Regions from separate parts of the Homo sapiens genome. Here all the other regions are linked to region 2. A link is an interaction called in ENCODE POLR2A ChIA-PET data of the cell type or tissue named here. Cell type or tissue: CD4-positive, alpha-beta T cell. All regions are shown on one strand. Each heading gives the region's core, and the rest is flanking DNA. Links, peaks and the distances in the headings are about the cores only.

The links. ChIA-PET counts read pairs that join two places held together with the same protein. Peaks named below come from ENCODE experiments on the same cell type or tissue, not always from the same donor. Only the 100,000 strongest peaks of a DNase experiment are listed, where the experiment ranks them.
Region 1: POLR2A ChIA-PET joins it to region 2 with 18 read pairs; 10 of 35 experiments call an interaction of 5 or more read pairs at or near these places.
Region 3: POLR2A ChIA-PET joins it to region 2 with 10 read pairs; 9 of 35 experiments call an interaction of 5 or more read pairs at or near these places.

The regions. Positions count from the first base shown.
Region 1 is chr13:99,264,302-99,275,049 of GRCh38, reverse strand. The region is part of intron 4 of UBAC2 (UBA domain containing 2); the gene reads right to left. Among named protein-coding and RNA genes, the nearest start is that of GPR18, 11 kb to the right of the region's middle. In CD4-positive, alpha-beta T cell, for the core only: CTCF peaks have their summits at 5,011 and 5,214 (motif pointing left); a DNase peak (open chromatin) is centred at 5,249; H3K27ac peaks cover 1,629 bases.
Region 2 is chr13:99,347,087-99,357,834 of GRCh38, reverse strand. The region is part of intron 7 of UBAC2 (UBA domain containing 2); the gene reads right to left. FKSG29 (a long non-coding RNA gene) reads right to left here and starts at 6,415. Exons shown (of 1, transcript NR_024013.1): 1 at 5,808-6,415. It overlaps MIR623 (microRNA 623), which reads right to left and starts at 1,704; the gene lies at 1,607-1,704. RefSeq lists enhancers at 1,438-1,677, 5,951-6,040. In CD4-positive, alpha-beta T cell, for the core only: no CTCF peak of the experiment used is centred there; DNase peaks (open chromatin) are centred at 3,094, 3,844, 5,334, 5,854 and 1 weaker place; H3K27ac peaks cover 4,554 bases.
Region 3 is chr13:99,418,943-99,427,366 of GRCh38, reverse strand. No RefSeq gene overlaps it. Among named protein-coding and RNA genes, the nearest start is that of LNCARGI, 9.6 kb to the left of the region's middle. RefSeq lists enhancers at 794-953, 1,264-1,533, 6,872-6,981, 6,992-7,081, 7,132-7,271. In CD4-positive, alpha-beta T cell, for the core only: CTCF peaks have their summits at 5,053 and 5,252; DNase peaks (open chromatin) are centred at 4,571, 4,976, 5,362 and 6,976; H3K4me3 peaks cover 1,018 bases; H3K27ac peaks cover 1,267 bases.

The DNA of each region.
Region 1 (10,748 bases), core at 2,158-7,157, 82 kb after region 2:
TATGCAACAAAAGACATGTTCAAAGACATTCAAGCTGCATGCAGTGGCTCACATCTATAATCCCAGCACTTTGGGAGGTGGAGGTGGGAGGACTGCTTGAGCACAGGAGTTTGAGACCAGCCGGGGCAACATGGAGAAACCTCATCTCTACAAAGAATACAAAAATTAGCTGGGAGTGGTGGTGCGCACCTGTAATCCCAGCTACTTGGGAGGCTGAGGTGGGAGGATCACCTGAGGCCAGGTAGTTGAGGCTGCAGTGAACCATGACTGCGTGCCACCACACTCCAGCCTGGGCAACAGTGAAACCCTGTCTCAAAAAAAAAAAAAAGAAAAGAAAAGGAAAAAGGATATTCATAATAACAGTATTTGTACTATTCCCAAATTATAAACAATCCCAATGTCCATTAACATTAACAGTATTATGAGGCCAGGCACGTGCCTCATGCCTGTAATCCTAACACTTTGGAAGGCCAAGGCAGGAGGATCACTTGAGCTCATGAATTCAAGACCTGCCTGGGCAACATAGCAAGACCTTGTTTCTACTAAAAATAAAAAAAACTAGCCAGTCCTGGTGGAGTGCATCTGTAGTCTCAGCTACTGGGGAGGCTGAGGCAGGAGAATTACTTGAGCCCAGGAGGTCGAGGCTGCTGTGATCATGCCACTGCACTCCAGCCTGGGCAACAGAGCAAGACCCTATCTCAAGAAAAAAAAAAGCAGTAGAATGGATAGATGGTGGTATTCACACACCAAAATACTATACCAATAATGGAAAAAAAATTAACTACAGGTACATACAGCAACACAGGTGAAACTAAACAGAATACTGAAAAAAATAAGCAAGATACAGAAGAGTCCACATCTCTATTATGTAAAGTTTAAAAACAGACAAAACTAGATCAGGGTGTTAAAAGTCAGTGTAGACTTCTGGGAGGAAGGAGTAACTGTAAGGTAGCAAAAGTGGACCTTTTAGGGAGTGGGTCACATTCTGTTCTTCAACTGGATGGTGCTTAGAAGGTGTCACTTTGTAAAAAGTCTGTGAGCTCTGGACTCAAGATATATACATTTATACCTCAATAAAAATTTATTTTAAAATATTAATTAGAATAATTGCAAGGTAGAACCCAGGAAACCTCCCAGCAAGGAGAGCAAAAACACAGAGAAAGAAAGCAGGAAAAAAAAAAAAAAAGATGAAAACTGGACCTGTCCAGGAGACTGAACATCTAGGTAATAGGATTTCCAGAAAGAACTGAGAAAAATGGAAGAGGAGGTGATCAAAATAATTCAGGAAAAATTCAAGAAGAGAAATACAGGGATCACCTGTTTGACAGGGCCCACACCAAGTGTACAACCCAAATGGATGAATCTGCTTGGATTCATCACTCCAAAGCACCTCATCAAAACTGTCACAAAGTATTAATAATCAGATCAACACTAAATTCATCAACAGCCACACTGCAAGGTACCTACCTTAAGAGGTAGGTACCTACCAAGAGATAGCATTTCCTTAATCATTTCTTCCTCTACATCTTTCCTTTCCCCCAGGACAGGCAAACTACCATATAAAGAAACCGCTTACTCTCAATACTGCTAATTTCTGAGAGTTTAAAAATGAATCCCTCACTAGCCAAGACACCTCTGGAACCTCACCAAACAGGAGTGGATCACAAAGGTCCTGCAGTGGCTGTGGATTCTCTATCCTGGGTGCTCACTGCCCCTCTTAACCTAATCTGACTCTGCCAAAGTGGTTTAACACCTTTCAGGGAAACATGAGCTAAGAGGCCAAAATCACTAGGCAACCTTAGAACACAGTCGCAACAAAAAAGAAACAAACTGAATAATATTACCAACTAGGAAAGCAACATTTTTAGAAAAGATGAACCTCAAGTTATAAAATATATTAATAGGTATACTAATAGAAGAGATAAAAGAAAATATTAATATCTCAAATTCCAGCTGAATTTTTAAAGATAACTGATTAACTTACTCTAAAATTTATACAGAAGAATAGTTAGGTTAATCTTGAAAAGATGAACCAAAAAAAAAAAAAGAGTAACCTGTTCTACTAGATATCAATACATACTACAAAAACAAAATGGCTAAAAATACTAGAGCATGAACAGACACACGGACCAATGGAATAGAGAGTAAAGCAGATACACACACAGACTCACAATGTACACATACACACACAATATACATGCTGCTGTGCACTGAACTTTGTCTCCCCCCACCCCTAAATTCATATGTTGAAGCACTAGCCCCCAATGTGGTGGTATTTGGAGGTAGGACCTTTGGGAGGCAATTAGGTTTAGGTGAGGTCATGAGGGTGGGGCCCCCATGATGAGATTAGTGCCCTTGTAAGAGGAGGAAGAGAGACCAAAGTGAGCTCTCTCAGCCATGTAAGGACACAGCAAGAGGGTGGCCATCTGCAAGTCAGGAAGACGGCAGGCCCTCACCAGAACTTGACCATGCCAACATCCTGATCTTGGACTTCTAGCCTCCAAAACTGTGAGAAAATAAATTTCTGTGTAAGCCACCCACTCTATGACAGCACGAGTTTACTAAGACACTCATATATCCTATGACCCTACATTCCTGCTCCTGGGTTTATATGCCAAAGAGAGTCTGTCACAGGCCCATGAGAATGGCTTAAGATTAAGGATATAGATAAAACAAGGTGGCCATGAGTTGATCAGTGTTGAAAGTGGGTGATGTTGAAACATGGGGTTCATTACAGTGTTCTCTCCTTTCTTATACATGCTTAAAAATTTCTCTAATGAACCCAGATATCAGAAACAAAGATAGAAATTAAAATATGGGCTGCTTTAGTGGCCCACAAGGCACTTGACCTAGATACAAGCCCCTGGAGTTGAGGGCTGGGATTTTTAGGTCTAGTAGAGCTAAAAGAGGTGACCTTAAGCAGCTCAAGGAAAGAGAGCTGGGACTGAGCCCAGACCATCAAAGATCACTGTCTTTTAGAGAGAAGACTAAAAATATTCCATTTATAGTCTGCTGAAACAACAAAGAAAGTTAGCTTACATTAAAAGCCTTGGAAACAAAAAGATCAAACAGTCCTAACAAAAAATTAAAATCTAAGGCCAACATCATACCTGAATTTGTGGCCTAGATTTACCCCCACTTGAATGGTCTGGGAGCTCTAAGGTAAGAAAATAATATAAAAGCTAATCCAGGCAACAAAAACCCCTCAGGACCCAGCAGTAGTAAACACAAAATCCCTCAACAGAGATACTTTTGTGAGCTGGGGGACATGGGGACTCGAAGAGCAAATGAAACCACTGAAAATGAGTTCACAATAAAAAATTAAAACTCTAAGAAACAACAGACTACCCTGAGGGAGAATTTGATAACCTGAGAAGCAGAAGTGAAAAACAATTTAAAAACTCTAAGTATGTATAAAATGATTAAGTGCTTTTTTAAAAAAGAATGGGAAACAATGAAAAGAAAGCACAGGCCAACATGACTTCATCTCCCAAAGCATCATGCAATGGCTCCCGAATGCCCTGATTAAAGGCCAAAATTAGTACAATGGCCTGACAGGACAGTGACCACTCTTACCTCCCTGGCCTCATCTCCTGCTATCTTCCCACACCCCATCCCCCCATCACTCTGCTCCAGCTGTCCACGTACGGGATGGTCCCATCTCCACCTGAGGGCCTTGGCACTGGCAGTCTCTGATATCTGGAATACTTTCCCCAATATCTCCACATAGCTCACACCTTGACCCCTTCAGGTCTTTGCTCAAATATTACCTGATTTCTGAAGCTTTTCCTTACTAGAATTATTAAAACTGCAATCCCACTCACACCCTGGCATTCCCTTCCCTAGTTTATTTAGTTTTGTACAACACAGATCATGATCTGGCATATATATATTACAAATTTTTATTTTGTTTACTGTCTTTTACCCTCAATTACAATGTACAGTCGATGAGGACAAAGATTTTGTCTGCTTTGATCAGTGCAGGATCCTCAGAGCCCAGAACAAGGCTTATCATAAAGTAGGTGCTCAACAAATAATTTAACAAGAGGAAAAGAGAATGCAAAAAGATTGGGGAAATCAGAAAAGAGCCGATTGCTCTTGTAAAATATGAGGTAGAATTCTCTCATTCATTCATGCATGCATAAATACCCAAACATTTACTAAGTGGCTACTTTATACAAGGAAGTGTCAAGCTATTCTCTTCCTCACTTTGGAAATTCTTTCTTCTCCTAAAACATGACTGAAATTGACTTCCTCCATAATTTACCATAAAAGATTAGCATATTTTCTAAGTTAATAAAAGTACGCAATGTACTGAAAATCATCTTTTACAGTTCAGCTTCCTGTTCCTTATTTTTATTCTTCTTCAGAACTCATGTGCATGTCCACACCATCAACCATCAATTTCTATCTAACTATGTTTCTAAGTACAAACTCTCGTTCCCTACTTACTTACTTTCTGGGTTTTGAAAATATTCTACTTGTTGTTGATACCACTATAATCTTGGACATTGATATAGAAATGTAAAAAGTAGTAATTAAAATCTAACACTTGATCTGTGCCCAAGAATTAGCTAAGGAGCATTATTTAGGAAGACAAAAGCTGATGACTATAAATGTGACCATAATATTCACCTCTGCTAAATTCCAATTATTTTCTTATTAACATTTACATACATGTGCATTCTAGTGAAAACAGTCTGTGGTTCATATAAGACTTCAAAGAGACACAAAATGGCAAACAATATTACCATATGCCCTTGATAAAAATATCTGCTTACAATTCTCTTTGATTAGCTCAATAATTTTCAGATAATGATTATTTTTTTCTTTAATGTTACTATTAGGGCCAAGTAGTGTGTTGCCTCACCTTACGTAGTTAAAATTTGGAACTGTGCTGAGCTGAGCCCATGAATAATCAGAACTAAAAATCATTCTTAGGTTTACATCATAGGAGTTTCACAATTGCTATACCAGTGGTGTTTAAAATACTTTATTGTGTTGTTTAGGAAAAATTAACACACATACACAATACCAGTTTTTAATTCTAACTACAGCACACGCCTTTATGAAATAGTCACAGGGTATCAAACTGTTAAAGGTGTTTGTATAAAGTATAATACCATTCTGTTATTTATTACAAAAATGTTTCACCATATGATCCCCATTTAATAACTTATTTTAGAGGAGTTAAAGCTTTTATCAAGTTCTATGTAACACTGCCATCTAGTGCAGTGTTACTGCAGGCAATGCCTACTGAACTGCTGAGCATGCTCATTTCAGAAAGGGGAAAACAGCTTTAACATGGAAGCTTACAGTCTAGATTGAAGTTCTGTAAGAATTCGTAGTAATAATATGAAAAATGTAATTTATTTTGAATATTTTATTTTATAAATGTTTCAAATATGTCACCCTACCAACTCATTATTTAGCTCTTACCTTAATGGTGTCAGGATTTTCTCATTCTATTCCTCTTTAAGTATTTATAAAGACTTTCTGGAAGTACGTACTTCAAAATTTAAAAATACCCCTTGCTTATAAGAAAGCAAAAAATCAATCACTTAGATTATATAGAAAAAATATCAAACCTCTTTGTATTACAGAATTTGAGAAATATAATAATAACTCTACATTGCAGTGAATTATGTCCTGGAACAAGTTCTGCTGTACCAGTACTAGGCTGCACAGAACATCCTGGGAAATGCGGTCCCTTGGCTGGACTCCAATTAATTTCTCTAGTTCTCTAAGCCTACTTATGAATCTCACAATAAAGAAGAGCACAGAATCAGAATATAGCTCATTTAAACCACAGAATGCTCACGGTTTAAAGGGATTTCATAGGCACTCCATTTGTGGTACCTACCAATGAGTGGACTTCCTGCAACACCCCTGCCTCGCACTCTCCCAGCCACAGCCTGAGTATCCTCAGTGTCAAATTCAGCAGCTCCCAAGGGAGATCACCTCATCTTGAGACAGTGAGTGCTGCAAAGTTACTCCTTATGCCAAGCCCAAAGCTATATCCCGTAGCATGTCCCCGTGGTCTTCATTCACCACAGGCCATTCCCCCCTTATTTAACTCCTCTTTCACTGGGCAGCCCTTTCAACAGTGGAAGACAGTTCTGCCCCAGTTTCTTCTCTCTGGGGTAAGCAATGCCTGTTCTCCACCTGTTTCTCCCATGGCCAATCTCCATCTCCACCCCATCCTGATGCCAACCTGGACCACCAGCAACATCCTTGTTTCCCTGTAATCCTACAAATGGCATCTAGGGGCATATTAGTGTCAACTGGCAGTCACTCCATGATGCCATTTCACAAGCCAAACAACTCTATCATTCAGTGCCTCTACAGCTGATTTTTAAGACTCAAGAGAAAGACCTAATGTTCTCTCTCTTACCTTCTTTACCTTTTGTGTTTCTTTTTTTTTTTTTTTTTTTTTTTGAGACAGAGTCTCACTCTGTAGCCCAGGCTGAATGGAGTGCAGTGACAGGATCATGGCTCACTGCAGCCTCGGCCCTCCAGGCTCAGGTGATCCTCCCACCTCAGCCTCCTAGGTAGCTGAGACTACAGGCACATGCCACCACGCCTGGCTAATTTTTTGTATTTTATGTAAACACAAGGTTTTGCTATGTTGCCCAGGATGGTCTCCAGGACTCAAACGATCTGCCTGCCTTGGCCTCCCAAAATGCCGAGATTACAGGTGAGAGCCACCATGCCTGGCCTCCTTCTATGTTTCATATTTTGACTATAAAGCCCAAAACTCCAGCTTGCTGAGGCAGCTAATGTGTTAGAGCTATTGTTCTTCTGAGAAGACTGCTAGCAGCTCCCCGAAAACCCACTGTTCCCTTATCTCCAGGGACACAACTGCCCAGGTAAGATTACATCTCCCAGCCTCCCTGTGATTAGGTGTGGCCACGTGACCAAGTTCTTGCCAATGGTTTGGGAGCAGGAGTGACATCTGCAACCTTGAAGGCACCTGGGGAAAGGCAATCCCTCCTCCTGCATGCCCCTTCTTTCTTCCACACCAGCTGGAAGCAGAAGCCATGGAGCCTCCTTGGAAGGCACATGTTGAGGAAAGCAGAGGTGCTCCACCAGACCAGGCCCTTGACGACTTACCGGTACAGAGCCTGCCTACCCCACAGGGTGGTTACAAAAGTGAAATGAACATCTGCGCTCTTTGAGCCACTGTGTCAGCGGTTTGTTACAGAAGCTTAGCCTCCACCATTACTGAAATATCCTCCTAGTTTTTGTAATTTGCAAATCTGATGAGCAAACACACTATATTTTGGTATTTTTTATCACTGATAAAATATTAATCAGAACAGCAGGGACCAAGAATGCTACAAAAAGATAAATGTTACTCTTTCAATTTCAAATGACTATAATAATAAAGGCAGATACCTTTCAGAGCATAAGAAAGCAGCAGTAGCAAGTGGAAGGCTCTGAAGTGAGCAGACTCTGGAACAGAGCTAGTTTCTTCCTTCCTTACTTATATCCTCCTGGACAAGGCAAAGGTGCTGAGGACTGCAGGAAAATACTGCTTCGGCTTAAGTCATGAGGAAAGGTTCCAAAAGGACTCATTGATTTTACTCAGGATAACCTCCCCTCCCTTCCCCTCACCATTTAGAAATCTAAAGCTATGAAATTCATCCTTATCATCAAAATATGATAAATGAGCAAGCCTAAAATATGCTCCAAAAATTGCATCAAAGGACACAATCAACAAAGAAAAGAGGCACCCTACGGAGTAAGAGAAAAAATATTTGCAAATCATCTGATAAGGGATTAACATCTAGATTACATAAAGAGCTCCTACAGCTCAACAACCAAGAAAGATTAACAAATGGGCAAAGAACTTGAATAGGCAATTCTCTAAAGAAGAAATATATATAAATGGCCAAGAAGCCCATGAAAAGATTCTTGAAGTCACTCATCATCGGAAATGGAAATGAAACCACAATGAGACACCACCTTATGCCCATGAGGATGGCTACTACAGGAAAGGAAGGGAGGGAGGGGAGGGAAGGGCGAGTGTGAGAGAGGTGTGCCTGCGAGCCAAGATAGGGAGAAACTGGGCATTGTGTTGCTGGTGCAGCTGCTGGGGAAAACGATACAGCCATTCCCCAACAAACTAAAACCAGAATTACCACACGATCCGGCAATTTCACTTTCAGGGATATAACCCAAAAGAACTGAAAGTAGGGACTGAAGAGATATTTGCTGTATGATGGGTACAGGCTTTCAGTCTGGGAAGATGAAAATGTCCTGGAGGTTGGCTGCACAGCAGTGTGAATGAACTTAACACTACTGAACTGCACATTTAAACATGGTTAAGACGATAAATTGTCTAATACATATATATATATATTTAACATGTCAAATTTGTTCTAAGGCCACATTTATGTTTAATATCTTAGTATAATATCAGATACAAATAAGAGTTAAAATGGAATCTTCTCAAGGCCCTAGCCCAGGAATACACATAGTCCTACAGAGAAAAACTGTTTCCTAAAAAAGAGGATGCTTCCAAAGAGGGCAGAAATGGTCTACAAGCCAAAATGTTTTAGAGTAAGCTTGTCCAACCTGCAGCCCATGGGCCACATGGGCCCAGGACAGCTTTGAATGCAGTCCAACACAAATTAGTACACTTTCTTAAAATATTATGAGTTTTTTCCATGATTTTTTTTTTGATCATCAGCTATCATTAGTGTTAGTGTATTTTATGTGTGGCCCAAGACAGTTCTCCCAATGTGGCCAAGGGAAGCCAGAAGATTGGCCACCTTGTTTTAGAGGAATACATTCATATCTATTATATAAAGCTACATATTATATAGTATTATGTAATATAATATAGAAATATTCATAAAGTAACATTAAAATATTTTATAATATTCTACCAATTAATAGCTTTTAAAAAAAATTATTTCAATTTCAAAGAGACTTTAGAAGGGGTAAAGGTGAAGAGCTCCAAGACCCACTAATCATCTGTAGGTGGCAGTAGAAGCACAGTATTTATGTCAAAGCAGCCCTGAACTATCAATCGGTATGGAAAACCGGAGACCATACATAAGAAATCTGGATCTATTTCATATTCAAATAAACTGTGTGAGTACTCCTACATTCAATAAATTGCAACTAACTTCTCTGATACGAAACCTTTTTAACTTGCCCACTTTTACCTTAAAACCTCTACACAGCCAATCCCAATCTACCTATTTCTTTTTGTCTCATTATTTTATTTGGTACGTCTTTGTAATTGTATCTACCTAGAAACATTAGCCATTCATTTTTTGAGACATGGCATAACCTTTCTTACAGAAAAACACAAACACCAGTCGAATCCATATGCCTGTTAACTGAGGGCCTGCTGGGTGAAGCACTACTCTAGATGCGCTGAAACGTTTGAAGACGCACGTGCCAGGTCCTTGTTCACAAGGCACACACAAAACGAGAACAAGAAGAAGAAAAGGGGTGAAAGTGCAATCAGGGATCAGTACCCACATGACTGTCAAAGAGAGATGTGTCACAGATACTTCAAACTCCAGTTCTAAAACCTGTAATTACTGATCCTAAATCAAATGTTCCATTCATGTTAGAAGAGCAAATCCTACACCAGAGGCAGAAAGATGTAAGCCAACACAGTCTGAGAACCTTTTTTCCAAAGAAGCACAGCGGCAGCTGGCCTGTGGGTCTCAGGGTGGTCCTGCCTGCCTCCTTCCTTCCCTTCTCAGTTAAGACTCTCTTTAGACTGTGGCTTGCTGAGCGCAAGAAGCTGTATGAGCTGAAAGTCATAAACTTCTCATAAAGTCTACCCATACAAATGGTATTAGCAATAAGAAGATAACATTGCTGCAAATATTCAACTGAATGGAGTACTAGTTTTATTTTATAAGCATACAAGGGAGAGTTCTGGTAAATACCTTGTCTGAGTAACCAAAATCAATGCAGTTTTATTACCAAGAAAAAAACAACACGTCTTCCTCTAAAGGTTGATTATAATGTCTCCAAGAGGTCGACTTAAAAATAAATTTAAAATATGGTAAAAAACATACACACTGAAGAACAATTAAAAAAAAAAAAAAAAACAGCGATGGCAAAGATCAGGAACTAATGTGACCCCATCAGGGGACTGAGTGCTTTGCATTTAGAGTAGGCCCAAACTTCAGCAGACACATTCTTGGTTTTCCTCCCTGGGATGAGGACTTAGGAAATGCATCCTGGACGCATTCAGGCTTCCATGCAGCCTCCAAGCTCCTATCCTGCCGGCTCCTATCCACAGTCCTACAGAAATTCAGAGGAAGACCAAAGGTAAAATACTCTCTGCAATGCAAAGAGTTGGGGAGAGGAATGCCTTCAAATCACACAAGGCCGGAAGTGGATGACCCCTCACAGAAGGCCTCACCCAACTGCCCCTGGGGAGAGTGACCATCAGAGAAATGAGCTAACATGGTTAAGACAACCTGGTCAGTTAGTGGCACATGCTGGGCTCCTGCACAGCTATCCAGTCCCAGTCTAAAGACAGGAAAAATTTAAATAAGCTACAAAGAAAAAAAGGGGACAAACGAAGCCAAGAGAACTAGTGCTTAGTGTCTACAGCATGCACTTTACACAAGCTATAAGGCAGTTTTTAAATAGGAAAGGTAACACATATACAGAAAAGTACAGCATGCCAGAAAATCCATTTGCTTCTTTTCCCTTCCCTAGCCTGTTCTCTGTCCCAGAGGCTGGTGGGTCCAAACTCTATGCAAAGG
Region 2 (10,748 bases), core at 3,041-8,040:
GCCAAGACTGTAGTTAGTTGGGATATGAAGACCCAGGTGATGGGTTACTAATGAAGGCGGGGTGGAAGGGGTGAGAGGGGTTAAAGCAAGGAGGCTCCCAAAGGACATGCTTGATACCTACATTCTTCATGGACATAGCATCCTCTTCTAATACAAGAACCAGGAGTTACAAAGAAGCAATGCTGGGAAACTGGTGAAACCACAAATGGCAGCTCCTCATAGAAGACAGTTATTTGCAATTCCCTGTGCTCTGTGGAAGCTGCAGCTTTTGGTGTAAGTATGAATATGCTTACACTTAGTTTTACTCATTTGCCTTCTATGCGTAGTGCGCTGTCCTGGGGCCAGATAAGGAGGCTGTGACACAGAGAAATGACTAATTTCCTATGGCCCTGAAAAGAGTTTGGCTGAGATAACAAAACAAACGTACATTAAAAACTAAACAAGAAGCACTTCAGGACTGAACGAGAGGCATCTTGTTAGACTTAAAACTGTAGTCACGTGTCGCTTAACAACAGGGCTTCATTCTGAGAAATGTGCTGTTGGGTGACTTTGTTGCTGTGTACTTACAGAAACCTAGATGTGATCGCCTACTACACACCAAGGCTGCTTGGTGTAGCCTATGGCGACCAGGCTACAAACCTGTACAGCAAGTCACTGTGCTGAATACTGGAGGCAGCTGTAACACAATGGTAGTTGTGTATCTAAACATAGAAAAGACATAGCAAAAATATGGCATCATAATCTTATGAGACCACTGTCATACATGCAATCTGTCATTGACCAAAACATATTGTTATGTGGTGCATGACTACAAGAGTGAGCACAATACAGAGAGAAAAGACACCACAGAGGCTGCTGTCCTCAGCAAAAGCTTTGTGGCAAAACTGGGGAAAAACCAAACAAAGCCCAAAAAAAGAAAACCAAACAAAGCCCACCACCAGAACCACACACAAACTGGCAACACATTCACCACTTGGATAAGAGATGGGGCAACGCGAGGCCCAGAAGAAACCATGCTGCATATTTGAAAGCCTTGGTTCCTTGGTAAAGTCTTAAAAATAGGAACCTTAGAAAACTCAGAAGACTGAATCTAACCCTGTCATGTGAAGTGCCACCCATGATCTTTGTGTCGTGCTATAAAAACAGTGTATTGTATCTTTCTGTGCTGCTTAGCAGTAGTCTCAGTAGGTATTGGAAAAAATAATAAACTAGAGGGAAAGGAGATGATCGCTTGAACAAAGTCCCAGGCTAGTTTTGCAGCTCTCGGTTTCACTTTTCCTTTGTGGTTTCTCACAGTGACCAGTGTTGATGGATGAGATACTTCAAACAGTACTATTTCTTCTAGGCAGAACAGAAGGCAGTTTCCATGGCAATACGATCAGGAGACACAATACATCCTGTTGCTCAGTTTTGAGAACCTTTTGGCTTAGGGGACAGAAGTTTCCAACTATCGGCTGCCCTCTGCCCCGTCTCTTCTTCCTCTGTCTTGCTCTAGTCGGCTGGAGTCCCAAAGGCCACACGCCTTGCCTGTGCATTCCATGCAGGGGCTAAAAGGGTCAGGGCCACAGCTGGTGTTCCAGGGACTGATTGGGGATGGCAATGAGGACAGAAGGTGCAAAGACATCTACAGAGTACATCGGGAAGCTCCAGCACAGCTTAGGATGCAACCCAACAGCCCCTGCAAGGGATGCTTCTACTGTGTACAGTCTGACAGACATGTGTCCCAAGTCTTGTTTACTTTAATGACATTTCTTTTCAGAGGCCTGACATACCTAGCACAGCTGATCTTACTGTGACATAGGTACAATTTTACAAACAGGTTCAGTTGGTTTCAACAGCAGCTGCAAACCCAAGAGAGACAGGTTTTCCCTTTGTTTCAACAAAGCACGGCTCCCAGCCAGTTCCATCTGGGGAGGCCCTGGAGGTGCAGGGAAGGGACTCTGGAGAGAGCCATGGGATGCACATGGCTCAGCCATGCACCAGGGCGTCCAGTGGGTCTGTGCCGCCGCTGCCCTCCAGGCCCCCTGCACAGAGTGGGGTGAGACTCTGGGCAGCTGCGGGGGGGCTTGTGGCACCAAGCACGCTGCGGGCTGAGCCACAGGCCTGCGTCCTGGCTCTCGTTTGTTTTGAAAACGTGACTGACCCATCACTCCTCATGGGGAACTTTTCCTCCAGGGACCGTCAGGACCAGAGGTGTCCCAACCTTTTCCTGTGTTTTGGTTTGGTTTTGGTTTTGGTAGAGAATGAGAATGCTAAGGCTGCTCTGTGAGGAGGAGGTGGTGGTGAGAGGGTGGCGTGGGGGGACCACAGGGTTCCACAGCCCACAGCCCAGCTGCAGGTCAGGGACATCAGCGCAGGAAGAGCATGCCAAGGCCTTGTCTTGCAGCTTCCTCACTCCCTCGACTGAGTGACACACCTGTAAGCACTGAACGCTGGTGACGGTAAGGGCCACACAGCGAGGACTGAGACAGTGGCCTTGAAGACATAAGAATGGAAGTGCATCTCTCAGAGTGTGGATTATCCATTTCTGCATCGTATATTCTGTTTTCCCTTCCTTCATTCTTTTGTCTGCCAAATTTGGGGTCATTTTTTCCTTCCCAGCATTGGCTCTACACACAAATTATAAAGTAAAAGTCAAAATTAAAATTAGTTTTGGTACTTGTTACAGTAAATGTTTTGACAGAAACAGAGGTGAAACTCCTAATTAAAAATGAGACTGGGGATTACTCAAGGTTTCCCCTCTTCTTACATTTCCTCCGTGGAGAGTTCATCCATTTTCATGTCTTCAGTGACCACCTGAGTCTCATTCCCGCACTTGCCTATCTGCGTTCACCGTGGCAGGCGGATGTCCACTTCCCAGCTCATGTCTGGACTCAGCTCTCCTCTGTCCATCAAACCCAGCCAACGCTGAAGGACTACTGATTTTCCCCTGGGAGAGGATCTGCCCGTTTAGGTCCTTGCTGTTGCACTCCGAGATTATGCCAACAACTTCTTGGATGACATGACTGCCAGTAAGATTTCCCCAATCCAATCTGCATGCCACGGTCAGTGAGTGTGCACAAGAAGCCCTTTCACAATGACACTGCCTCAACCAAAAACCCTCGGGCATCCTGTCTGAGTCTGTCCTGTTTTGCAGGTCTGCCCAAACCAGCCCCATCGTAAATTACTTCTCTAAATTACATCCTAAATTACTATGTCGGCTCAAACTGTCCCTGCCACCTAAAGTGCCCTCCCTGGTCCCTTCCATTTGCATAGGGCCCAACTCCTGTTTCCCATCTGTAAGTGGCTTCTTTCTCTGCAACCCAAACCCTCCTGTTCCCCTGCTCTGCTGAACTTCCACAGAACTCAGCCAAGCCGCCAAGTGAACAGAGAATAAAACCCTGAGTCTGGGTTTCCCCAGCTGTAAAATGGAAAGCTGGACTAGATAGCCTTAAGCTAGTTATGAGCTGTCTCTTCCCAATCATTATATTAAAGAACATCTGGAAGGCCAAACAGTTCTCTCTCAAAAAGGAGCCTCAGGCCACCTGCCAGAGCCGCTGCAGGAGGAGCTCCTGGACAGATGCTGGGTTGACACCCCCATGTCACCCGGCTCACACTGCTCATGAATGTCACCTGTACAACCCCCTATCTCCAATAAGATATGAGCTCCTTGGGCAACTGTCCTGTGAGAGCCACAGTTGTGGACAGTGTCCACGTGAGGGAGCAGGTGCAGAGCAGTGAAGGGGGGTGCGGTGGCCTCCCCCATCCTAAACCCACGATCTGCCTGCATCCCCTGTGAACAGGCACTGCACGTGTGCACACACCTCCATTGCTTAGACAGAATGATTTTACCAAATCTCAGTATGGCTAATCTGTGCTCTAATCTTGGGTGGGAGATCGTGACTCACGACTCTGAAAATTCCTGGCCTCTGGCTGCTTTCTCCACAAAACCACGTCTGTCAACCACAGCACTGGGCTGCTGGCTCTGAAACCTTGGGGGTTGCACGAAATCAAGGCTTCTCGAGGGTCTCAGTTTTCCTGAGATGCTCATGGGTACTCCAGTGGTCTGTTCCTCATTAAGAGCTTTTTTCTGGTTTTGAAAACCCATCAGGATGGCTTTTTTTGGGGAGGAAAAACTTCCCAGAATGATTATGAGGATGATTTTTCTAATATACCCCTGGTTTAACATGATACTGCTCCAGAGTACATCTCTAAATTCATTCGTCCTTTCAAAAACTGATTAATAAGTGACAAAAGGAAAACCCAGGAAAAGAATTAGGATTACTGATAACTTTTACATCTTCAAAAAGCCAAGTACATCATCATCATTTGCTTGTTTTCTGAGGTATCATGAGACTGTACCTCGCTCTTTTTTCTCATGAAGACACCAAGGCAGGATGGAAAATAGAAATGATTTTCTCAAGGTCACTTAATGAGTCAGTCTTGGAAAAGGATCACACTTTAGATTGATCCTATCTTTCTGTTCTGAATTTTGTCAAAAAGATCAGTATGATCAACTACAAAAGCACTGGAAACACAGCAGTAGCTTCTGCAAGGAGGTACAGATTGAGATAAACAGCGTAGCTGTAACTTCACTGAAAATAGAGTTCTTGCAAGTAATTTTCATTTAATTTGCAGATTTTTATCAACTAAGCACTAGTAACTTATTCCACATCTGATGCTATATACTTATAAACTCTTGAAAGAAGAAAGTCATAAAAGAACTAGCTTTAACTGATTAGACTGCTTTGTTGACAAGGAAGCATAGCAACTTGAAAAGAATCGTTTTCAAATCAAATTGCACCAAAAAGTGAAAGAGCATAGCCAAAAAGGAAAAGTGCTGAGGAGGGTGCCACGTGCCAGCTTGCTGTCTCTGAGGATGCTCGGGACACATGAGAATTCGCTCCCTTTGGATTCCTGGTGGACTCCTTTGCAACACACGTGCACTGCCCCTACCCCGGACACAGGGGTGGAGACGGAGGTAGAGAGTTTCCGACGGTGCTGCCTCCAGACACAATTTCTTGACTCTTCCTGACTGCACTACACATTTCTCCCAGAAGAGTGACCATCACATTTCACTGTAACTGACGCTTTCTACTCTAAGCTCAGGGAGAGGAGGGATCGTGCTGCCTTGGTCACTGTGGGACTCACCAGAGCCTGGCACTGCGTGTATTCTGCGGAATAGACGGTAATGAAAATGGTAGCACTGGTGAGGCCAAGAGGCAACAGGAAGCTTCCTAAGGAAGCTGGCCTGATGAAGGGGCAGTGACAGAAACTGGTCTGGTGGAGTGGCACTTGCACACATAAAGCTCTACTAGGCAGATCTTGCTATCTAAACCACAGAGGGAAAATCAACCATGCTGCAACATGCGTCAACCTCAGAAACGTGAAGCTCAGCGAAAGAAGCCAGTCATAAAGATCAGCTACATATGCTTCCATTTCTATAAAATGTCCAGAATAAGCAAGTCTACAGAGACAGAAAGTAGATTAAGTGGCTGCCTAGGACAGGGCGGATGGGAATGACTGCTAATGGGGCGCAGTTTCTTTTGGGGTGATGAAAAATGTTCTCAAATTACGGTATTTGTGCAATTAAAAAATACTAAAAACCACCGAACTGTACACTTCGAGGGGGTGAGTTATATGGTATGTGAATTCCATCAGCTGCTAAAAAATACATCAAGGACCAGTAAATACTTTTAAAACACTAAAAAAAGTTATTGAATTCAAAATACTTGATTAATGATAGGAACTCTCATGATTGACAGGGCAGATCTGCCTCCTGGTGCACATCTCAGATGATACCAAATGGCTGTTGCTGGGGGAGGATAAAGAGAGAAACAATTTTCACAGCCACAGAATGTTACCAAGTGAGGATGTGCAGCTAAACTCACTTTAACCAAATGCTGCGAAAGTAACTGAAAGCACGTGTGAGTATCGCTGAGCCACTCTGGGTGTCAGTAGCTTCTTTCCTTGCAGGCAAAACACAGAGGTGATAATCAACCAGTTAACACCGGGCAGCCCAATGAGATGAGGAGGCAGTTAAAAGAAGAGCACCAAGGACTCCTGGGCTTTGCTGCCAAATGTCCCACTTGGCTTGTACCAACAAGCAGGATTCATTCACACTGGGCTTCACCTTAGTTCTGCTTCTAAAATAGATGGAAATTTTACAGAAATGCCTAATGGAAAGTTTTATCCCCAAGTTTGTGTTGTGGTATATAACAGAATTCTCATCATCAGCCAACAGAGAGAGGATTGGCTCCCACAAATAACAGATGACCAGAACTAAGAGAGAATTCACATTTCCAGGTAAAAGGTTACTTTGAAAGCTGCTGGCTATATAACCTTCTACAGCAGGGACTGGCAAATATTTTTCTGTAAAGGGCCAGGTGGTAAACATTTTAGGTTTGGAAGATAAAGAGGCAAGAGATCAAAGATACTATGTAGTTACCTATATAACCATTTAAAATGTAAAACCTGTTCCTAGCTTCAGATTGTACAAAAACAGGTAGTTTGGCCCACAGGCCATCACCTGCTGACTGTTGCTCTAGAGGTTACAAGCTTTTACGAGTAATAACTATCAAGGTTGGCTCCTAAATTAGGACTCTCTCAAACTTCCTGAGAGCCACAAAAACAGATGCCCAATACTATGATAATAACTAATATCTGATAGAGCCTCTGGTACCTAAGGTAATTTTGTATAATTTTTTTTATCCCCAATGACAACAGTATTCTACAGATTGTGTATAGATGTCCCTGTCAACCCAGGATTGAGTCCCTAACTGCCCATTCTTGTTCTTTTCATTATATTACGCTGCTTTCTATTGTGAGCATGGCTCTGAAGAAAAACAACACTGTTTTCTTCCTTTCTACACTCACACACGACTCAACACAATATTCTGACACCAGATGTGCTGGGGGGCTTCATACCCCAAGCAGTGCTCCAGTGGACACCAGCAGGGTGTCCTATAATTTAACTCAATCCCCACACTGTCTCCCAGGAGATAACATCAGAGCCCACAGGTTAAGGGCCCACTCCCACAAGACTGCTCCCCTACTTCAGATGGCAATCGCCAGACCTAACCTGCGGTTCTAACCAACGTGCTATAAATGAGGGTTCCCGTGGTCCACTCCTTGGGTTCAGTTAATTTGCTAGGATGGCTCACAGAACTCAGGGAAACACTGACATCTACCCATTTATTAGAAAGGATATTGCAAGGGATACAGATGAACAGTCAGATGGAAGAGATGCACAGGGCAAGGCATGGGGCATGGCCCCTGCCCCTCTCTGGCACCCCCTGCACCCTGCTCCAGCACACATTCAGCAATCTGGAAGTTCTCTAAACCCTGTCCTTTGGGGGTTTTATGGAAGCTTCATTATGTAGATATAATTGATTATATCACTGGCCATTGGTGATCAACTCAACCCCTCTCCCTAATCACAGAGGTTGGGGGTGGGGCTGAAAGTCTCAACCCTCTAATCACTTATTAGTTCCCCTGGTAACCAGCCCCCATCTGAGGCTATCCAGGAGAGCCTGGACATCAGTCATCCATGTGAAAAGACACTTCTCACTGTGGGCGAAGGATTACCTAGGTGCCGAGGTAAGAAACTGAAGGCACAACTGTTTCAGTATAAAAAAGAAAATAGAGTAAGAGTAGTCATAATACAAATTAGATATAGAGATGATCATGGACATTATCAATCATTATAAACATCATGAATCATTAGCTTTTAATATTACTCTTTGTTGCATTACTAATATAACCTAGGAATAACCGGCGGGCATAGGGTCAGGTGCTGAAGGGACATTGTGAGAAGTGACCTAGAAGGCAAGAGGTGAGCCCTCTGTCACGCCGGCATGAGGGCTCCTTGGTCAAGCGGTAATGCCAGTGTCTGCGAAGACACCCATTACTTAGCAGACCGCGAAAGGGAGTCTCCTTTCATTGGAGGAGTCAGGGAACACTCTGCTCCACCACCTTCTTGTGGGAGGCTGGATATTATCCCAGTCTGCCCGCAGTCATCCGAAGTCCTAAACCCCTCCCTGTGATGCTGTGCTTCAACGGTCACGCTCCTTGTCCACTTTCATGTTCCTCCCGTACTCCTGGTTCCTCTTTGAAGTTCGTAGTAGATAGCAGTAGAAGAAATAGTAAAAGTCTTAAAGTCTTTGATCTTTCTTATAAGTGCATAGAAGAAAACGCTGACGTATGGTGCCTTCTCTCTCTCAGCTTCGGCTACCTAAGAGGGAAGGGCCCCCCTGTCCTGTGATTACGTGACTTGCTTCACCTTGTCAATCACTTAGAAGATTCACCCTCCTTACCCTGACCCCCGGTCTTGTATGCAATAAATATCAGCGCACCCAGCCGTTCAGGGCCACTACTGGTCTCCGCATCTTGATGGCAGTGGTCCCTCGGGCCCAGCTGTTTTCTCTTTATCTCTTTGTCTTGTGTCTTTATTTATTACAATCTCATCTCCGCACATGGGGAGAACACCTGCTAAGCCCTGTAGGGCTGGACCCTATGCTCACTGTGGAGATTCCAAGGGCTTTAGGTGCTGTGTGTCAGGGGCCAGTGGTAGAGAACAGATACATCTTTCTCATCACAGCACACAGAGCTTCTTTGCTACAGCGAGCAAAGGGAGGGAGACATGCACCGTGAAGCTGTGGAGACTCAGGTTGCACAGGCACCATTCGGATGATCATTACTACAGGAGACTCCAGTAATTGATCTGGAGGTCTGAAGACAAGGAGGCTCTGCAAAGCCTGCCCTCGTCCTTCACTGTGATGAGCTAAGCATGCTCTAGCTCATCACCAACAATATCCTGAGCACACAGAATTTTCACTGTCTCCCACCTGGTCTTCTTCCTCTAGTGTCACCTTTTCTTTTCTTTTTCTTTTTGAGCCGTGATTGCACCTTGACCTCCAGGGATCAAGTGATCGTTCCATCTCAGCCTCCTGAGTAGCTGGGACTACAGGCACAGGCCACCACGCCCAGCTGATTTAAAAAATTTTTTTGTAGAGAAGAGGTCTCACTATGTTGCCCAGGCTGGTCTCAAACTCCTAGGCTCATGCTATCCTCCTGCCTTGGCCTCCCAAAGCGCTGGGATTACAGGCATGAGCCACTGTGGCCAGCCTACCGTCATCCCTTCAGACAACGTTCATATTATGACTAAAGTGAGCTTTCTTAAAAATAAATCTAACTTACTCTCCTGTTTAAAAGGCCTCACTGATCCACCACTTCTGGCAGGATGAACACAACAGCAATTCTTAGTTTGGTAGAAGACCCGTCCTGGCCTCTGCTCTCTTCCCAACCATGTCTTTCATTGCCTCTTTCTTATAGGAACCTCAATCTCAGGCGAATGCAATTCCTTGCTGTCCCCACAGCTGTTTTGAGCCCCTGTGCGTTTTTTCATAAGGCCCCCCGTGACTGAAACACCTGCCCCAATGCTGGCCTCAAGATTACCCTCGCTGTATCCCTTAGGGAGAACTGGCCACACCCACTGTTTAGGCTCAGGGTTCTTTTTTCTTCTCTTTGCACAGACTCCTGTAGAAACCTAGTGCCTAGTACAGCCTCATGTCTTCCCCTCGCTGGCTGCAAACTTCTTGAAGGCGCAGGCGGCGTCTTATTTAATCCCTCAGGGCAGTACACTGCATTAGAGCCAAAAGACAAAGAAGTACAACAGCTCCTGTCCTCCAAGAGCTCATATTCTACTGGGGATGAACAAAACACAAACCCATGAAAAGTTATGTAATGGCCCTGGCAGTGTAAAGATGATCACAGCTGCAAGTAGCAAAATGACTCTGAGATGCCACCTGCTTTGGAGAAGGCAGCTCTGCTGGGAGACAAGAGTGAGTCAGCGGGCAAGGAACTACTGAGAGCAGCTTATGTGTGTCCAGCATAGTGTCCCGAGTTTACAAAAGAATGGGACAGCTGTGGATGTGGAGGGAGATAAGAAGTGGGCACCACAGGCTGCAGCTAATACTCTGCAGCCCACTCCATCTTCACTGCCACAGGCCCATGAGACAAGCCTCCAAAGGCCTCTGGATAGTCAGTGCTGGCGGGAAATGTCCAGAAAGATCTGTAGGAGGTCAAAGCACACTAGATGACGTTATCACATGCCTGTGCTTAATGATGAGCATGGGACCACTGTACCCTGCCCCTGTCAGCACCTAGGTCTCATGTCTCAGTTGAAGTGAGATCTATAGAGCCATCACCCTGGTCACTGTTCATCAGAGCTGTGGAATGGGAATATGCCACACAGTGGACTAAAAATGCTTCAGGAGCATAAGATCATATTGACTTTCTCACAGAGTGAAAGTAACTTGAACGGGGACCAGCGTGACCACAGTGATGTCCCAGAATGAGGGCAGCCAGTCAGAACAGAGTGATATTGACCTTCCCCCACTTCCAGCTCATGCAGCGCTTCTCATCCCCATCTCTCCACCGAAGCCCCTTTCAAAAGTGAACTCATTCTGCTGAATCCAGTGGTGGTCTTCCAGTATCATCTTCACTTGCCTTTTTTTTCCTGGGGGGGGGGGGGGGCGCCCGGGGATAGTAACGTCTGAATCTGTTCCTGAAACACCTACTCTTCCTGAAACATTCTACTCCGCAGGCTCCCTGGCCACTGAACTGGTTTTCTCCTTGGTCCCTGGGGGTTCTTTTTTTTCCCTCTTTGCACTCTCTAGACATGGGTCTTGCTTTCTACTGTTCTCTCAAGAGTATCCGTAGATCTTTTTTTTTCTTTAAATAGAGATGGGGGTCTCACCATGTGGCCC
Region 3 (8,424 bases), core at 2,977-7,976, 70 kb before region 2:
TCCTCCCTTTCATCCTCCCCTCCATCCTCCCTTCCATCCTCTTCTCCCTCCTCTTCTCTATCTTCCCCCCTTCACCCTCCCCTCCGTCCTCCCTTCCATTGTCTTCTCCCTCCTCTTCTCTATCCTCCCCCCCACCCTCCCCTCCATCCTCCCTTCCATCTCTTCTCCCTCCTCTTCTCTATCCTCCCCTCCCTCCTCCCTTTCACCCTCTCCTCCATCCTGCCCTCTCTCCTCCCTCCCACCCTGCCCTCCCTCCCACCCTACCCTCCGTCCTCCCTTCCACCCTCCTCCCTTCACCCTACTCCCCCCTTCCACCCTCTCCTCCCTCCTCCCCTCCACCCTCCCCTCTCCTCCCTTCCACCCTCCCCTCTCTCCTCCCTCCTCCCCTTCATTCTCCCCTCCCTCGTCCCTTCCACCCTCTCCTCCCTCCTCTCTTCCATCCTCTCCTCCACCGTCTCCCCTCTCCCCTGCATCCTCTCTTCTCTCCTCCCTTCTCTCTTCCCCTCCCACCTTCCCCTCATCTCTCCTGCATCCTCCCCTCCCTTCCCCTCCCTTCCCCTCCCTGCTGGCTGGAGGAATGTGCTGGGCATGACTCCTGCTGGACCTTGTGCTGGAAGGTGGTAGAAGCAGGGAGCAAAACCAACTTGGCCTCGCCTTCAGAGCTCGCAGCTCGCTGAGGGAGAGACAGATTAACCTCATGATGACACACATCCAAGCCTGAGTTGAACACATATGGTGTCTGAAGGACGAGCCTGCCATGTAACCCGGGGTGTAATTTACAGCGAGGTCCTTGAAATGCTCTTGGCCAAGGGGATACTGAGGTGGAGACTTGCAAGGCAAGAGGGGCCCCCAGGTGAGGAGAGAAGAGGAGAGCGGGCAGCATGGCAGCAGAAAGGCCATAGGCCACCCAGTGGCAGGAGAGGGGTGCAGGGCTGGGTGTGGAGAGGGCAGGGGAGAAGGGAGTGGAGGAATGAGGGGGGAGTCTGGCCCCTCCCCAAGCAATCTGCATGGCCTTTTCCTCTCCCACCAAAGGCAGCCCCCAGAGAAACACACTCCAAGTAAAAACAGTAGCTGCTGCAGGGACAGCCTCAAGAGAGCCCGTTCCCCATCCCGCCTGCGGGTCAGAGATGACCAATCTGCCGTTGGTGGGTCTTGTCCTCAGACACGGGAAGGCGTTGCTGAGGTGTGGACTGGGGTCTGCCCTGACCTCATTTAGGTCAACTATGGGCTGGGAGCAGCTCGTGACTCTGAGCTGAGTGACCAGGGACCTTAGATCCAGAGGGGCAAGGTCACCCCTCCCAGGGCTCTGGGGTGGACTTGGGGTTGTGGCTGCATTTGGGGTGTAGGGATCCAGGCCAGAGGGCTAAGCCCTGGTTTCGATGAGCTGGAGAAGAGCCTGGAAAAGTTTCTGGCCGGGGGATTGGGTAGGGGCCTGCTTGGGAACTGCCCCCTGAAAAACCCCACTGGGCCTTGATTTTGAGACAAGCAGGTGTTCTGAGAACTTCTTCCTCCCGCGGCCGCCCCTCCTCCAGGCCCTCTATTTATAGCGCTTCCTCTCTTGAGCTCCGCGAGAAAAGTGCTCTTGAAACACACAGAAGAGAAAAATTCTGAAAAATGTCAAACCACAGGTCCTTTCCCCTCTCTTCCGTTAAGATCTAGGTTTGTACTATTCCTGGTTGACCCCAGAGTAGACAAGGTCAAATGGGGCATCCTTGGGTTATCACAGTGGCGTTCAGAAGGTGCTGGCTGAGTCCTGGCTCCTCTCTGCAGCCTGTCTGGGACTAACTCAAGGGGCAGGGAACAGGAGACCCTTTTCCACCAAGAAAATATGGGGCCATGAAGGTCTAGCCTGATCTAGCACGTGAGTTTGGAGAGATCAACAGCAAAGATGGTGAGATGGGAGTTGGAAAATATCAGACTCTGAATTGGAAGCCTGATGCCATGTTCTAGTTCAAGCTCTGTTTGGGATATCACTTCTGTCTCTGAGTATATTTCCCTCTCTGTAAATTAAAAGAGTTGGACTAGACCCGTGTTTTACAAACTTTTAAAACACAGAGCACACACAACGGAAACAGAAGTCTTATGAAACAGTATTTGTCCTTATTACGATGTATTTTCTTTTCTGTTCTGTTTCCTTTTCTCTTCTATCTCATTTTTAAAAAGTTCTGATCATGGCCCACTAAAATGATCTCGAAACCCACAATAAATTATTAAAGTAGTAAATTTTATGTATATTTTATCACAATTAAAACAATTTTTTTTTCTTGAGACAGGGTCCTGCTCTGTCTGTCACCCAGGCTGGAGTGCAGTGGCAGTCATGGCTCACTGCAGCCTCCATCTCCCAGGCTCAAGCAATCTTCCAGCCTCAGCCTCCTGAGTAGCTAGGACTACAGGCATGCACCACCACACTCAGCCAATTTTTAAATTATTTGTAGAGATGGGGTCTCACTGTGTTGCCCAGGCTGGTCTCAAACTCCTGAGCTCAAGGGATCCTCCTGCTTTGGCCTCCCAAAGTACTGGGATTACAGGCATGAGCCACCTTGCCTGGCCCAAAACAGTTTTTTTTTTTAAACCAACTAATTGTGGATTTTAACCCAATGGTTGAAAAATACCAGACTACACATATTTAAGTTCTCCTCCAATTATTTTTAAAAACCTAATTGTTCAATCACAGAGGAAAAGTGCCGCTTTGACAAAACATTGATCATTTTAAATTTTATTTTCAGTTTTTAAAAAAATCAAGTTTTAAAATGTTTTCTTTTTAAAAAATCAACCAAGGATAGTTTCAACTGAAGCTAAACCAAAATACCCTGTGGCCCAGCATTCCCCAATCTGGGTACATCCTAAAGAAAATGAGTATGTAAGTTCACCAAATGATGTGTACAGAAATGTTCACAGCAGCACTGTTTGTAATAGCCCCGCATGAAATACAACTCATGTTTATCAAAAGGAGAATAACTGTAATCCCAACACTTTGGGAGGCTGAAGCTGGCAGATTGCCTGAGCTCAGAAGTTTGAGACCTGCCTGGCCAACATGGCGTAACGCTGTCTCTACCAAAAAATACAAAATTTTCCAGGCATAGTGGCATGCACCTCTGGTCCCAGCTACTTGAGGGGCTGAGGTGAGAGAATCACTTGAGCCTTCGAGGTCAAGGCTGCAGTGAGCCATGTTCATGCCACTGTGCTCCAGCCTGGGTGACGGAGTGAGCCTGTCTCAAAAAAAAAAAAAGAAAGAAAGAAAGAAAAAAGAAAAAGAAAAAATAAAAGAGCATGAATGTGTAAGTGTTGGTACAGCCAAACAAATGAATAGTATATAACAATGAGAGTGAATGAACTACAACTGTTACCAATGTAGATGAGTTCCACCTGTTGGGCTCAGTGCCTGATACCCCAAAACATGGCACCTTGGCAACTGATAAAACAAAGAAACGAGATGATCATGAGACCCTTCCCCCACCCTTCTATGTGACAGCTGGCCATAAAGGAATCCTCTGACCTACTTCACCAGAAAACAGATCATAAGATCCTCCTTCCAGGACCAGGCATGGTGGCTCACGCCTATGATCCTGTAAGCGCTTTGGGAGGCCAAGGTGGGAGGACTTGAGGTCAGGAGTTCGAGACCAGCCTGGCCAACATGGTGAAAACCCGTCTCTACTAAAAATACAAAAATTAGCTGGTCATGGTGGTGCACACCTGTCATCCCAGCTACTCAGGAGGCTGAGGCAAGAGAATTGCTTGAGCCCAGGAGGCAGAGGTTGCAGTGAGCTGAGATTGTGCCACTGCACTCCAGCCTGGGCAACAGAGTGAGACTCCATCTCAGAAAGAAAAAATGAAAAAGGAAATTGAAGAAACCTAAAGAAACAGAGAGACCTGTGACTTTTCCATGCTTAGGTTAGATGAAGAGTGGATGATTTTGGAGAAATAAGATTGGAGGAAGACAAGGGTGTGATCGAATGGGGAACCCCTGGGGGACTTAGCAAGGCTTGTTTGTTCAGGCTCCTCCCTGTGACCCTGGTGCCTTCAGAGGTAAGGATGTTCCTTTCTTCTGGGTGTGTGGAGGGGAACTTTCAAACGAGGGTCTATAAGCTGCTTCGGGGGTGGGGAGGGGCATGGTGGGGGTAGGAGTGACCTTCTTGCTCCTCCTGTTTTCTTAAATGCCAAGATGCCATGTTTTGGGATAGCGTGGCCTGAACCCCATCATACTCCATGGGCCCTGACCCCTGCCATGGGAACTGTAGAAAGAAGAGTGTCTGCGTTCACCCAGTGCACACACTGGGTGCTGGCAACTGAGTCAGGCACTGGGGAAGGACGGCACCTCCATCTTGCTCGAAGAGCTTGGCCCTAACGAAGTCTGACCGGGTGAAGAGACTCTCATTTAATGTTACCGACTCTGCGCCTTTCAGGCTCTGAAGCTGTCCGCACAGTAGGATCACAGGTCGGGGATGGTCAGGACAGGGGATTGTGTTGAATCCAGGGATCTCCCCAGAAGTTGCTTTTCTGACTAAATAGCTCCTTGGGGCATTTTCTTGTAAAATTTTTGCCAACTGCTTGAACCACTCCTTCGGCATTTCCCTCCCGATCTTGGTTCGCTGATGTAAGGGACATGTGTCTTGTCCCCAAGCTCTGAAGTGAGGGTGGTTTTGTTTCTCTTGGATTATCACCTGGTGGCCAGCAGGGTGGCTTAAACATAAAAGGTGCTTAAATCACAATTTTTGACTAAAGGAGAGAAAGAAGAAATAATTCAATTAAATTGCAACTTCCTCTTGAAGGAAGAGTGCAGGGAGAAAAACACCGCTGGTTTGAGATATTTGAGGGTTGTCTTACGTCACAGCATGTTGCATAGAAGTGGAAGGTGCCCACGTCTGCTTTTTCCTAAAGAGCATTTGCTGTGGAGGTCTGAGGCTGGTCTGGGTTGCAGTGACGTTGGTGGCTACCTGAGTGACCGCAGTGACTCAGCCCACCTCTCTGGGTCTCAGCATCCTCATCTGCAACCTGGTCGGATTAGACAGGAGCCTCTATCAGGTTCCTCTATGTGGTGACTCTATGAGGCCAAGGGAAGACATAAGGGTGGTGTCTCATCCCCAGCTGTCGTCCCCACGTTGAGTGCCATGTGGTTCCCAGTGACTTTTGGGTTTCTCAACTTTCCCCTCAACATTTAAGCTCCTTGCAGGCCATGGGTGTGCCTTCACACCCCCTCCCCAGTGGCCAGCACAGGGAGCTAAGCAGATGCTTGATGTGTCCTGTGGGAAGAAGTCTCTGGATGATGTGGGAAGACAGGCTGTGGAGGGCAGGTTTGGAACAGTAACTACCACTGGCCCTGCATTCAGCAATCATTCAGCACGCACCCACCAGGCTGACCCCTGTGGAGGCCCTAGGAGTTGATGATTGAGACTTTGTCACTTCCCTAAACAGCTCCCAGTCTGACAGACACTAGTCATTTATGGTGTACACTAATATAGAGACATTTGGGGACTAGAAGGGGAGCACCAAAATGAGATGCAGGGTGTGGGGCAGCCAAGGAAGACTGCCTGGAGGAGGGCTGAGTCTTGTGTGAGAAGGAGTTAAGCAGAGTTGATGAGGGTTCATGGGGAGGGAAAATGCATTCTGGACAGAGAGAACAGCATATCCCAGGTCATGGAAATCGAATCCTGTCCTAAAGACCCTCAAAGGATTTTAGGTAGCGAATAACACAATCAGTTGTGCCTTTAGCAAACTCATTCTGCAATCCTCAGTGGGATGTAGAATATAAACTGGATTGGAGAATTAAGATCGGAGACCAGGAAGCAAGAAGCTGTGGCTGTCCTGGAGAGAGACAGTGAGGACTGGGCTGAGGCCACAGCCACGAGAATGCAGCAGAGGTGATGAATGAGGACCGAAAACTGGGGTGACGGCGGGGGCGGGCATGGCACATGAGGAAGAGCAAGGTGGGGCGGGCAGGATGGCCGTGGGTAGGTGCTCTGTGGGGATGGGCGAATCCACATGAGTTTGGGGCTGGAGAGGACACATTTGTAGTGTGGTCCACACTGCTTGTGCTGCTCCCAGCACACGGCAGGATTCCACCTTTTTTTTTTTTTTTTTTTTTTTTGAGATGGAGTCTTGCTTTGTCACCCAGGCTGGAGTGCAGTGGCACCATCTCAGCTCACTGCAACCTCCGCCTCCCAGGTTCAAGCGATTCTCCTGCCTCAGCCTCCTGAGTAGCTGGGAGTACAGGCATGCACTACCAAGCCCGACTAATTTTTGTATTTTTAGTAGAGACGGGGTTTCACCATGTTGGCCAGTCTGGTCTCGAACTCCTGACCTCAGGTGATCCACCTGCCTCGGCCTCCCAAGGTGCTGGGATTATAGGCGTGAGCCACTGTGCCCCACCAGGATTCCACCTCTTGAAGTTAGGTGTGGCCACGTGACTTGTGTTGTTCAAGGAAATATGAGAGAAAGTGACAAGAAACCTCTGGGTGGGAGAGTAACGGTCCGGCACACCATTCCCTGTGCTCTCCCTCCCTCTGTGTCAGCAGCTGGAGGGGTTGGGCAGATTGTCTCATCCTCAAGCTTGACCTCTGGGAAACCTCCTCGGCCACCTGGGACCAGGAAGAGCCTCCTCCTGTGTGTTCCTTGGCACCCTGAAGTTGCTATCTCTGCGGCGTGCCTGTCACCCCATAGAGCTCTCACCTGTCTACCTGTCTACTTTGCTAGAAGGGAGGGTCTGTCAGTGCCGAAGACCTAGGTGGTTCTGGGAGGTCAGCATAGTGTAGACACTTGGTGAGCACTACATGGGTGAGTGAGTGTGTTACTCCAGCGTCAGCAGTCCTGTCAATGATTAAATGTAAAAAAAGAGGAACAAGTACATCTGTGCCCACCCCACACTCCTTTTCCTCTTCATCATTAAAAAAGAAAGAAAAAGCAAAAACGGCAGCACCTGGACAGCTCAACCACACTGCTGCTCTGCCCACGTGTGGGGCTGAAGCAGCTCTGGGAACACAGACGTGCAAACCACAGAGATGCGATAGCGGTGCCAGCTCCGCTTTCCCGGGGCAGGCACAGAGCGAGGCAGAAATCAGTACCTTGTGAAGCCACTTCAAGGGTAGCAGCCGGTAGGTGGGCTCAGCCACAGTTGCACTGTCCGCAGCCCCTGCTCTACCTGTCCTCAGGAACACTGGCCCAAAGTCTCTGCATCCTTCAGATCTGGGAGAGCCTATATTCGGCCACCTCCCCACTCCAGCCCCAGCTTCGACTGCCTTGTAACTGAACCCACCTGGAGGACCCGTATCTCCATGCAGTTGGCCTTGAACAAATCACTTAACTCCTCTAAGCCTCATTTTATTCATCTGTGAAATGGGGATAATGATGCCTCTTTGCGGATAAAGTGAGGTGTAAATAAGTAAAGCTAGGAGTGTCTGACACAGAGGAGGTCCTCAATCATGGGTGCCATCGTTGTCACTTTTCTTGCCATTGGTTTCCTGACCTGAGTGAACAGGAAACCACTGTGCTCTATTGACCCTTGTCCAGGGCCAGGTGGAAGAGGACAGATGGACTAAGATGAAGGGGGCTGATGAAGCACCTGGAGGAGGAACCAGGGTAGTCAGTGGGTCAGGAAGTCACATGTCGGGCTCAGGGTGTGGAGTGCAGGGATGGAAGGCCACTGCATCTGAAGCGGAGGGGGTTTCAGGCAGCTGAGGCTCTAATCAAGTCTGATGGATAAGCTGGGAGGCTTTGGAAACATCCCATGCCTCAGTGTCCCCACTTAGAAGGCAAAATGGTTAGACTAGATCGAGGGTCCTTCACCTTTTCTTGAGCCACAACCCTTTTGGCTGAAGCCTGTGGACCCCTTCCCAGAGTCCTGGTTTTTAAATGTATAAAGTAAAACACCTAAGATGAAAAGAAACCTTTCATATTAAAATATAGTGATCAAAATGTTTAAAAGTACTTTTTTTTTTGAGATGGGGGGTCTCTCCCTGTCACCCAGGCTGGAATGCAGTGGTACAGTCACAGCTCACTGCAGCCTTGACCTCCCAAGCTCAAGTGATCCTCCCACCTCAGCCTCCAGAGTAGCTGGGACTACAGGCATGCACCACCATACCTGTCTAATTTTTTAATTTTTGTAGACAAACTCTCGCTATGTTGCCCAGGCTAGTTTCGAACTCCTGGATTCAAGCAATCCTTCTGCCTCAGCCTCCCAAAGTGTTGGGATTACAGGCATGAGCTACCACGCCTGGCCAAAGAAAAGCAGATTTTTAATATAATGTCCTACACACTTCTTTATTCACTACTGACATGTCTAATAGTGACTGTAATTTCAAGGTAGTGACGAGCATAAATAATGCCTTAAGGTACCTGGATCACCTGCACTGGGCGATGAAAAGACTTGCTGTGGTTTCTAACAAACAGCACCCAAGTCTCAGGCACTCTCCCGCCACTGTGGCTGGCCAC